2 separate regions of the Homo sapiens genome follow, and region 1 is linked to region 2. A link is a contact called in ENCODE Hi-C or POLR2A ChIA-PET data. All regions are on one chromosome and are shown on one strand. The core of a region is the stretch at or near the end of the contact, and the rest is flanking DNA. Distances in the headings are between cores, read along the strand shown.

Region 1 (5,415 bases), core at 2,782-5,281, 55 kb after region 2:
CAGGGAAGGGATGGATGAAGTGTCATTTAGCAGCCGGAACTCAAGGCTTTGATCCCCAGTTAGATCTGAGGGATTAAAAGAACAGTAACAGGCCTGGCGGGGTGGCTCATGCCTGTAATCCCAGCACTTTGGGAGGTCGAAGCAGGCAGATCACCTGAGGTCAGGAGTTCGAGACCAGCCTGACCAACACGGAGAAACCCTATTTCTACTAAAAATACAAAATTAGCCGGGCGTGGTGGTGCATGCCTGTAATCACAGCTACTTGGGAGGCTCAGGCAGGAGAATCGCTTGAACCCGGGAGGCGAAGATTGCTGTGAGCTGAGATCGCACCATTGTACTCCAGCCTCCAGCCTGGGCAACAAGAGTGAAACTCCATCTCAAAAAAAAAAAAAAAAAAAAAGAACAGTAACAGTGTGACAGAGATAATTGACTAAAGAAAAACTAGAAACTAGTTACACACATACACATATATTTTAGAGGTATCATGGTGATATGGTTTGGCTGTGTCCCCACCCAAATCTCATCTTGAATTCCCACGTGTTGTGGGAAGGACTCAGTGGGAGGTAACTGAATCATGGGGCAAGTCTTTCCCATGCTGTTCTGGTAGTAGTGAATAAGTCTCACGAGATCTGATGGTTTTCAAAAGAGGAGTTCCCCTGCACAAGCTCTCTCTCTTTGCCTGCCGACATCCATGTAAGACGTGACTTGCTCCTCCTTGGCTTTCACCATGATTGTGGGGCTTCCCCAGCTGTGTGGAACTGTAAGTCCAGTTAAACCTCTCTCTTTTGTAAATTATCAGGTCTCAGGTATGTCTTTATCAGCAGTGTGAAAATGGACTAATACACATGGTAAGTAAACTACTTTTCGTAAGACCACTTAGGTTCCTAAGAGGGGAGTCTATTTTTTTCCCTCCTGACATTACCTTTCCTTATAATAACATCCTGAATCACAATTATTCTGATTTCTCTATTAATTACTAGGTCACCTCAAAGGAAGCAAAACATGAAAAGCAGAGAATTTGCTTCTCCAGAATTATGCCTTTGCATAATCATTGAAATTGAATCATGTCGAAGAACTCATATTGAATGTAGGCAATTCTTGAATCTTGTTTTTTGTTTGTTTTGTTTTGTTTTTTGAGATGGAGTATCACTCTGTCACCCAGGCTGGAGTGCAGTGGTGTGATCTCAGCTCACTGCAACTTCTGCCTCTTGGGCTCAAGCAATTCCCCTGCCTCAGCTTCCCGGGAAGCTGGAATTACAGGCGCCCACCACCACAACCAGGTAAGTTTTGTATTTTCAGTAGAGATAGGGTTTCACCTTGTTGGCCAGGCTGGTCTGGAACTCCAGACCTCAAGTGATCCACCCACCTTGGCCTCCCAAACTGCTGGGATTACAAGGCGTGAGCCACTGTGCCCGGCCTGGAATCTTGTTTTTTAAAACAGTTTTTTAAAAAAGGTTTTTCAAGTATAGATCTGATATTCTGATTTAGAAATGCAAATACCAGCCATAAATTCAGTTATGTTTTATGTATAAAAAAAATTATAAAACGGCAACTCAAAGTACTGTTTAAAAAGTTCTAAATGACTTTTTAGCTATACCTGCATCCTTAAAGTAGTCAATTCGGTTTTAAAAAATACGGTACATTTAAAGGAATACTATTATAAATTTATGTTCTGAGGATAATTCAACAACCAAGTTAAGTATATTAGTAGATAAATGTTCCTTTATTAAATGTACCTTCATCTTATATAAACTGCAATTGAATTCTAATTCGGGATCGCAAATTGTTTGAATAATGTTCAAAGCTGATTAAATTATGAACTAATTGGCCGGGTACAGTGGCTCACGCCTGTAATCCCAGCACTTTGGGAGGCAGAGGCAGGTGGATCACTTGAGGTCAGGAGTTCGAGACCAGCCTGGCCAACACAGCAAAACCCTGTCTCTACTAAAAATACAAAATTTAGCTGGGTGTGGTGGCGGGCACCGGTAGTCCCAGCTACTCGGGAGGCTGAGGCAACGAATAACTTGAACCCCCGCGGCGGAGATTGCAGTGAGCCGAGATTGCACCACTGCACTCCAGCCTGGGTGACAGAGCAAGACTCTGTCTAAAAAATAAAAAATATGAACTAATAAACATATTTTTCAATTAAACAATAAAAGCCTTTGAAAACTACTAAAGCACTAAAAAAACAATAATAATGAAATTTAAAAATTAGCCTTAAAGAACCAGAAAGCAGCCTCTGAAAACCCCATCCTGGTCACAGTGCTGACAGCACTCCAGAGTCCCGAAGCAAATCTGCTGTCCTCAAAGACAGGACGCAGATCTCTCCTAAAGCTGCAGGTCCCGACCTCCCCGGTGATGAGGCTGAATTACAGCCTAATTAAAGCCAAAGAAGAAGGCTTTGTCTCTGTCTTCTCCCAAGAGATGGAAAGGAAAAGCTGGAATTGCAATTTGCAGGATAGCCTAGCCCAAGCTGTAACTCCCGCACCATCCTCTGAAGTAAAAGCTAAGTATCTAAAGGGAAGGCTTTAATGGAAATATAAGACCCTGAAACAATGCCAAAGAAGGCTGTTTTAGAAAAATGACAGAGTACACATATCCTTTAAATCCAGTAACATTCCCTTTTAGCAGCAATTGGTGTCATCAAGCAATAATGGGAATAAGCAAAAGCACACAGGCTTCCAAGTCAGACAGACTGCCACCATTTAGTAGCTGTGTGACCTTGGGCCAGTTACCTAACCTCTCTGACACCTCATTTTCTTCATCTGCAAAATGGTGATAATTATACCTACTTTTAAAAGATTATGGTATAAAGGTTAAATGAAATAATATATGTAAATGCACAATGCCTGGCACACAATAACCTCCAATAAACAGTCACTACAATCGTTTGCCTGAAGATTCTTCGTTGGCTTTGCATTTCTAATAAATAAATAAATGTTTCGAGACTTTCTTTTTTCTTTTTACCACCAAGTGAGGCAAAGCTGACTCTGCTTTCTGTCCAACCCTACTTTTTTTTTTTTTTTTTTTTTGAGACAGGCTGGAATGCAGTGGTGCCCTCATGGCTCCCTGCAGCCTTGACTTCCTGGGCTCAAGCAATCCTCCCACCTCTGCCTCCCAAGTAGCTGGGATCACAGGCGTCAGCCACCATGCCCCGCCAATTTTTGTATTTTTTTGTAGAGATATTTGCCTTGGCTCCTATCTCATCTCTTGATTTGAATCATAACAAAAATAGAAGCAAAAATCCTTGAGTGCCAACTCATGGGTCCTGAATACAAACAAGAAGGTGAGACTTCCATAAATGAAGCAACTAGAACGAGGTTTTAAAAACGTATCTCTGAGCCAGGCACAGTGGCTCATGCCTATAATCCCAGCACTTTGGGAGGCTGAGACACGAGGATCACTTGAGCCCACGAGTTGGAGACCAGCCTGGGCAACAGAGTGAGACCCTGTCTCTACAAAAAAAAAAAAAAAAAAAAAAAAACTTAAAAAAATAGATAGGCATGGTGGCACACGCCTGAGGTCCCAGCACTCTGGGCGGCTCAGGAGAGAGGGTCACTTGAGGACAGGAGTTTGAGACCAGCCTGAGCAACATAGCAAGACCCCATCTCTATGAAATAAAAATAAATAAATCATAAATAAAAACTGTATGGTCCAGGCTGGGTACAGTGGCTCACACCTGTAATCCCAGTGCACTTTGGGTGGCCGAGGCGGGTGGTTCACTTGAGGCCAGTAGTTTGAGACCAGCGTGGCCAACATGGTGAAACCCTGTCTCTACTAAAAATACAAAAAAATTAGCCAGGCGCGTGCCTGTAATCCCAACTACTCAAGAGGCTGAGGCAGGAGAATCACTTGAACCCAGGAGGTGGGAGGCAGAGATTGCAGTGAGCCAAGATGGCGCCACTGTACTTCAGCCTGGGCCACAGAGTGAGACTCCGTCTCAAAAAAACAATAATAAACCTGTATAGTCCAGTCCTAGATTATGTGATGTAGACTGAAATACTATGGTGATTCACAAGTGGCAAAATGTGATATGGGTTAGAGCAGTGACTCACAAACTTTCTGTGATAAAGGGTCACTTCTTTCGTTTTACTTTGTTTGGTTTGGTTTTATTTTGTTTTGTTTTAATTTCCACCCCTTCAGGAACCAAAAATCAGTCCTATTGCCCATGACTTTAACACAGCTCACGCAGCATGCAACTCATCACAAGTTCAACAGCATCCAAAGGGGTCCATGCCCCGTCAAGACTAATTCCCTGATCATATGCTTGGGTGTTGGGGACAAATGCTCAATTGCTAAAAAGTCTCTTACCCTTATTTACTTTCGATTTCTGCGTTCCTCTTGTCACAAACCGTAACAAGCAGATTCCGAACTAGTTCTAAACTAGTAGTTCGCAAACTACTCTGTGAGTTTGTCCTGATCTGGATGTAAAGGGTCGGATTTTGGTTCTCAGAGGAGCATCCCAGAAGGAGCAGTGGAAGACAAAGCCAGGTCCTAGAGGCTGGAAGAAACCCTGCATGTACTTGGTATCATTATTTTTATCACAGCTCAGTACAAATCAGTAGAATTTGGGGTGGGGTATAAGATACAGCAAGAACCTCTATATTTCATAAAATGAGGGGAAAATTATTTCAGTAAGGATCCCAAAAACAACAAAAAGAAGAAACACACATGAGGGTGTTTCCAAACCACCATCTATCTCACTGGCTTAGCAGCAGCAGCTGAGGAGTGGAAGCCAGAAGTACATTCCCATGGAGGAAAGTAAACACTTCATGTTTGCACATCCATCTCAGGAATCCTCTTAGTCACTGAAGGAAAGCAGACAGGAGTGAGTCCAAGGTTTTGGTCAAACCCTGCCTGGCATGAACTAATGAGCTCAGGCTCAGGCCATACTGCCTGGGTTCAGATCCTGGCTCATCCATTTCCTAGCTGTGTAGCCTGGGGCAAGTTGCTTGACCTCTCTTTGCTTCTATTTCCTCAGCCATAAGGTGGGAACTACCCTTCATCAAAGAGTAGCTGTGAGGACTGAAGGAGGCAACGCATGTAAGTCCTTTAGAACAAAGCCTATTACATTGGAAGTGTTATTATTATTATTATTATTATTATTATTATTATTATTGAGACAGAGCCTCGCTCTGTTGCCTAGGCTGGAGTGCAGTGGTACAATCTAGGCTCACTGCAGCATCCGCCTCCTGGGTTCAAGCGATTCTCCTGCCTCAGCCTCCCATGCAGCTGGGATTACAGGTGAGCACCACAACACCAGGCTAATTTCTGTATTTTTAGTAGAGACAAGGTTTCACCATGTTGTCCAGGCTGGTCTGGAACTCCTGACCTCAGGTGATCCGCCCACCTTGGCCTCCCAAAATGCTGGGATTACAGGTGTGAGCCACCACGCCCTGCCATTATTATTATTAT
Region 2 (5,671 bases), core at 335-2,834:
CTTCTTTTTTAGACCATAAAGGAGCATTTCACTGATGTGCATATTTATCTTTAAGACCCTTTTCATTGTAAGTGATGCCAACTGAATTCAAACCAGCTTAGGCGAGAAGAGCTCCGTGCAGGCCCAGGTGAGCACACTGCAGGAAAGGCAGACATAGTGTTCACATGAGGAGGGTGCGGGCCCAGAAGCTTCGCTCCACCACGACTCTGTGTGTCCTGAGTGTCCCCTCACTGTCACACACTGGGACAACACAATGGTCTCAGCTGGACTGCTGGGGTTTGAGGCTTCTTAGAGGCTTTCCTCCGCAGGAGCCCTGTCTATCAACAGCCGCCAGGCCCACGCCCTAAAAATTCCAAGAGTGTGGAGGAACGTGGATTTTCTCTCCGAGGTCCTGCTTAAAAAATCTCAAGGAAGAACTCATTGGTGAACTTTGGGTCCCACAGACCCTACACCAGGTCCTAGAACTGGTCCCTTCAGGAGAACAGAGCGGCAGAGGGGGGAGATTTATCAGAGTAATGGCAGAGAGAGAGGCTGACAAAAAGCATGAGACCCTCAGAGGCAACCAGGCCCTCATAAATGCTCCATGAGTCAGGTGTCTAGGAATGCAAAAGATGCAGCCAGGCGGGTGGCTCATGCCTGTAATCCCAGCACTTTGGGAGGCTGAGGCAGGTGGATCACAAGGTCAGGAGATCAAGACCATCCTGGCCAACATGGTGCAAACCTGTCTCTACTAAAAATTCAAAAAATTAGCCGGGCATGGTGGCGGGTGCCTGTAGTCCCAGCTACTCAGGAGGCTGAGGTTGGAGAATCGCTTGAACCCGGCAGGTGGAGGTTGCAGTGAGCCGAGATCGCGCCACTGCACTCCAGCCTGGGTGACAGAGCAAGACTCCGTCTCAGAAAAAAAAAAAAAAAAAAAAAAAAGATGCTGCAGGCTGGACATCACGGCCACGGTCGGTAACGTACATAAGGCTTGCCTTGAGACAGAGCTTGTTGTGAAAACCCATCTGTTCATTGATCTCAGAGGGGGATCCTGGGATGTAAAGGTTTCTTCATCCAGCAGCCAGGAGTGCTTCTGCTGGCTGCCCCTGCTGCATCAGGCAACAGTCTCGTCCCCCCCGGGAATGAGTTTAAAGAGGCAGGGCCATGCCGGGAAGGAAGCAGCTAACCCGGTCCTCGGGGAATGATTTCATTCTGGGGATTGATGAAAACAAACAAGTGTCTCTTTCAAACTGCTGTGCTGCGGTGGACTTTACAAAATTTCCACCATCTAAATCAGTTACAAAGTTGGGTGAACTATATATTTATTTATTTATTTATTTATTTATTTATTTTGCGTGTGTGTCACTCCGTGGAGTGACTTCCTCACACTTGCAAGTTCATTTCTAGTCCATCAGCTCTGTCTAGAAGTTCTAAAAAAGATCTTTTTAATAAATTCTGCTAAACATTGCAGAGGAATGGTTTGTTTTCGTTTGTCGTGAACTGTACAGGCCCACCTCCAGGCCTCTGGGGAACCATATGAGGCATTTTCCAAAGTTATTTCCAGAATAAACAAGGCTTGAGAGGCCAGCCTCGCTCAACCACGGCCCACAGCTTCACTTCTCTGCTCCAGGCGGGAGGAGAAACCCCTGACCTTCTGTAAATATTTCAACACAAGCAGTTCTCTGCGGGATTAGAATTTGTGTTTTTGAGTCAACTCTAAAACAGACCCAGAAAAGGCACCTTTCTGATTGTTCTATTGATATTGAAAAGTTTCAACTTTATGGTTTTTATGGCTGTTCAAGGAATTTCACATTCCAAGACCCTGGGGCAGAAAGGGCACAAAAGGAGAGTCTAAATGATTAGATGGTAGGGCCTGTTTTTACTCAGCCATGAACAAGGAAGGTCCCAGAAAAACTCTACGTGATTGAGAAATACTTTTGGCCACCAGCGCAACCTGCTAATTGGGAACACCCAATGCCCTTAATATGAAGCCTAAAAAATGAGATGGTGTCATCATCCAGGTTGTGGGGCGTGGAGGGGCCTTGGTGAGCTCAAAAGAGCACATCTGCCCGAAAAGACAGCCCTGCCCAGCGCCAGACACCTGGTGCCAATGCACACTGTCACGACACCATCTGACTTTTTAAAAGAGAAACAAGGAATCTCTAAGTTTTTGTTTTTTGAGACAGAATCTTGACTCTGGCACCCAGGCTGGAGTGCAGTGGCGCGATCTTGGCTCACTGCAACCTCTGCCTCCCACAGGTGATTCTCGTGCCTCACCTCCTGAGACTACAGATGTGCGCCACCACGCCTGGCGAATTTTTTGTATTTTTAGTAGAGACGGGGTTTCGCCATGTTGGCCAGGCTGGTCTTGAAATCCTGGCCTCAAGTGATCCGCCTGCCTCAGCCTCCCAAAGTGTGGGATTATAGGCATGAGCCACTTCACCCGCCCTCTAAGTTTTTAATATCGTAAACTAAAATTTAAGAGGTTAAGCGCCAACAACTCTGACCCCTCAAAGTTCTGGTCTTCCCATAATGACTTCTTGAATTTTTTTTCTGAAATCTCAAACATTCTTCTGATCCTGCCTTGGTGTGACACACGTGTCATCTGTATCGTCCCACATGTGGCCGGCCATGGCATGCACAGAGGCACCAGTGGGGAACCGACTCTCCAAAGAGACTCAGGCCTTGGGACTCACAGGCAGGCGCGTCTGGCATCCAGTGTTACATTCTGTGGTGTCATTGCCTTCTGTGATTCCAAAGCGTGCAGCGGTGTCCTGCTGAAAGTTACTGCCTGGTCAGAGCTCACCCCGAGAGGGATGGGAGGGAAAGGTCTGGGAAGCAGCAGAGGTAGCCTGCAGGAATCCAGGAGGTGAAGTCTGGAATCAGAGCACAAGGGCTGGCTCACATGGATTTGCAGACAAGGAAGTGGCCCTGGGGAGAACAGCCTAGAAGTGAATAGAGCTTCCTGCAGCCAGGCAGGTAGGCGCGAGGATGACTGCAATCCCATCATCAAGGAAAGTGTGACATCACAGCCAGCAAGCTCTGAACACTGGGGCTACTGAAAAAAATTAAGACACATAGACTGTGTCAGGCCCAGAGGCCAACTGAGCCAGCCTATTCACTGTCAGGCCGGGAGGCCGGCTGAGCCGGCTCTATTCACTATCAGGTCCCATTCACTGTCTCTGTTTCCCATATTCCTTGCTACTCCCAACCTTGTTTCCCCTGGTGGTGTCCACACTCAAGCTCTGCAATGATTTACCCATGCTGATGAGTGAAGAAATGCAACCCAAAGCCTCTTCGGTGCCCAATAATGGCCTAAGATGTTCACATCATATACTAGTTCTGTGCTGTTTGAATTTTTTTTTTTTTTTGAGGCAGGGTCTCACTCTGTTGCCCAGGCTGGAGTGCAGCGGCGTGTGCATAGCTCATTGCAGCCTCAAACTCCTAGGCTCAAGCTATCTTTGCGCCTTCGCCTCTTGAGTAGCTGAAATTACAAGGGCTCACCACCATGCCCAGCTAATGTTTAAATTTTTTATAGAGATGGGGTCTTGCTGTGCTGCCCTGGGCTCACACAATCTACCTGCCTTGGTCTCCCAAGGTGCTGGGACTACAGGTGTGAGCCACTGCACCCAGCCTTGATTTTTTAATTAACTAGTAGACTTTATTATTTTTTTAATAGTTTTAGGTGTACAGGAAAAGCAGAGCCAAAAGTACAGAATTCCCATATGCCCCAACTCAGTTCCCCTGTTATTAACACTTTGCATGAGTGTGGCATGTTCGTTACAATTGCTGAGCCAATCAGCACTATTAAGTAAAGTCCACAGTTCACATTAGTTTCATTCTTGGTGTTATATGTTCTATGAATTTGGACAAATGCATATTGACATAAATCCACTGATTATAGTATCATACAGAGTGTCTTCACTGCCCTAAAAATACTCTGTGGTCTATATGTGCTCTTTTTTTTTTTTTTTTTTGGAGACAAGAGTCTCGCTGTGTTGCCCAGGCTGGAGTGCAGTAGCATGATCTCATCTGGGCTCACTGCAACCTCCAACTCCTAGGTTCAAGCGATTCTCCTGCCTCAGCCTCCTGAGTAGCTGGGATCACAGGCATGTGCCACCATGCCTGGCCAATGCCTGTATTTTTAGAAGAGACAGCGTTTTGCCATATTGGCCAGGCTGGTCTCAAACCCCTGACCTCAGGTGATCCACCCATCTCGGCCTCCCAAAGTGCTAGGATCACAGGCGTGAGCCACCGTGCCCGGCTACATGCGCTTTTTATTTGGTAACTTATTCAATTTTTAAATTATTTTTTAAATATTTCCCCCCAAAAGTCAGTGTAGAGTCATCTTAAAATACACACACACACAACTGTAATCTCAGTGTGCTTGGCAGAAATCTAAGATGTAACCCGCCCCACCAAATTTCCAGGCCCCTGATATACACATACCGTCTTCCAGTTATCCAACCAAACGTGAATCTAGGTACTGCTGTGAAAAGGAGCTGCAATGTAATTAAGGTCCCAAATCAGTTGACATGAAAATAGAGAAAATACTCAGTGGGCCTGACCTAGTGACATGAGCCCTTTCAAGGCAGACAGTTTTCTCCAGATGGTCACAGAACAGGCAGTCGGGGCGGCACGGGAGGATTCTGTGCACCCCTGCTGGCCTGAACGGGCCGCGTGGTAGGGATGTGGGCGGCTTCTGGGTGCTGAGAACAGTCCCCAGCTGACAGGCAGCAAGGAAAGGGGACCTCAGTCTTGTAATACAAAGGACTGAATTTTGCCAACAAGAATGAGCCCAGAAGTGGATTTTCCTCAGCAAACGAACGCAGGAACAGAAAACAAAACACCACATGTTCTCACTTATAAGTGGGAGCTGAATGCTGAGAATACATGGGCACATGGAGGGGAACAACACACACGGGGCCCTGCGGGGATAGGGGGAGGGGGAGCGTCAGGAAGAATAGCTAATGGATCCTGGGCTTAATAACTAGGTGATGGGATGATCTGTGCAAAACCACCATGGCACACATTGCCCTATGGAACAAACCTGCACATCCTGCACATGTACCCCTGAACTTAAAATAAATTGAAGATTAAAAAAAAACAAAAAAAGTGCATTTTCCTCTACAGCCTTGAGACAAGAACTCAACCTGGTCAATACCTTGATGTCCTGAGGCTTATGATATCCTGAGAAGAAAATCCAGCCACACCAGGACAGGCCTCTGACCCACACAACTGTGAGCTCATGAATGGGTGTTGTTTTCACAGCTCAGTCAGTGCTGTTTTGTTACAGAGCAACAGGAAACGAATACTCCCTCCACGCAGATCTTTTTCTAGAGCAATTAATTATGCATACGGTGAGTGTGTATATTTTCCTTTTACATAATGGAATCCTCTTGTATATAACTATATTATAACCGGCACATTAAAAATTCGGTTTGCTAAATTCAAAACAAAACAGAAACAATTCTTGGGATTTTGATTGGAATGACATTGAATCTGTAGCTTAGCGGGAGGAGAATTGATGTATTTTGGAGGTTATGTCTTCAAAAACATGATCTAATTCTCCATGTATTTAGGTCTTTATGTCTGGCAAGCGTATTGCATAATGTTTTCCATGAAGGTCTCGCTCGTTTCTGATGTGTTTATTCCTAAGTACTATTGCAAATGGCATCGTTTGTTGTTGTTG

Evidence for each region. Hi-C counts contacts between places; a loop is a spot of excess contacts on that map. ChIA-PET counts read pairs that join two places held with the same protein, here RNA polymerase II (POLR2A). Pooled maps may share reads with other maps.
Region 1: a map of chondrocyte shows a loop between it and region 2 (3-fold over the local background). The contact joins two enhancer-like sites. A Hi-C loop is called at or near these places in 10 of 168 maps with a recorded cell type or tissue (Caco-2, PC-9, aorta and 7 more) and 8 of 50 pooled maps. POLR2A ChIA-PET finds 5 or more read pairs at or near these places in 10 of 52 experiments (AG04450, BJ, HCT116 and 7 more).

The regions. Positions count from the first base shown.
Region 1 is chr1:8,060,812-8,066,226 of GRCh38, reverse strand. The region is part of intron 2 of ERRFI1-DT (ERRFI1 divergent transcript); the gene reads right to left. Among named protein-coding and RNA genes, the nearest start is that of ERRFI1-DT, 37 kb to the right of the region's middle. RefSeq lists a silencer at 551-751. Within about 2 kb of position 4,031, at least 17 of the 41 ENCODE cell types and tissues checked have a DNase peak (open chromatin) inside an H3K27ac peak, as active enhancers do; they include PC-9, ascending aorta, endothelial cell of umbilical vein and 1 more, where a contact is called at or near this core.
Region 2 is chr1:8,113,009-8,118,679 of GRCh38, reverse strand. All of the region lies in intron 2 of ERRFI1-DT (ERRFI1 divergent transcript), which reads right to left. Among named protein-coding and RNA genes, the nearest start is that of ERRFI1-DT, 89 kb to the right of the region's middle. RefSeq lists an enhancer at 2,586-3,086. Within about 2 kb of position 1,584, at least 23 of the 41 ENCODE cell types and tissues checked have a DNase peak (open chromatin) inside an H3K27ac peak, as active enhancers do; they include PC-9, ascending aorta, endothelial cell of umbilical vein and 1 more, where a contact is called at or near this core.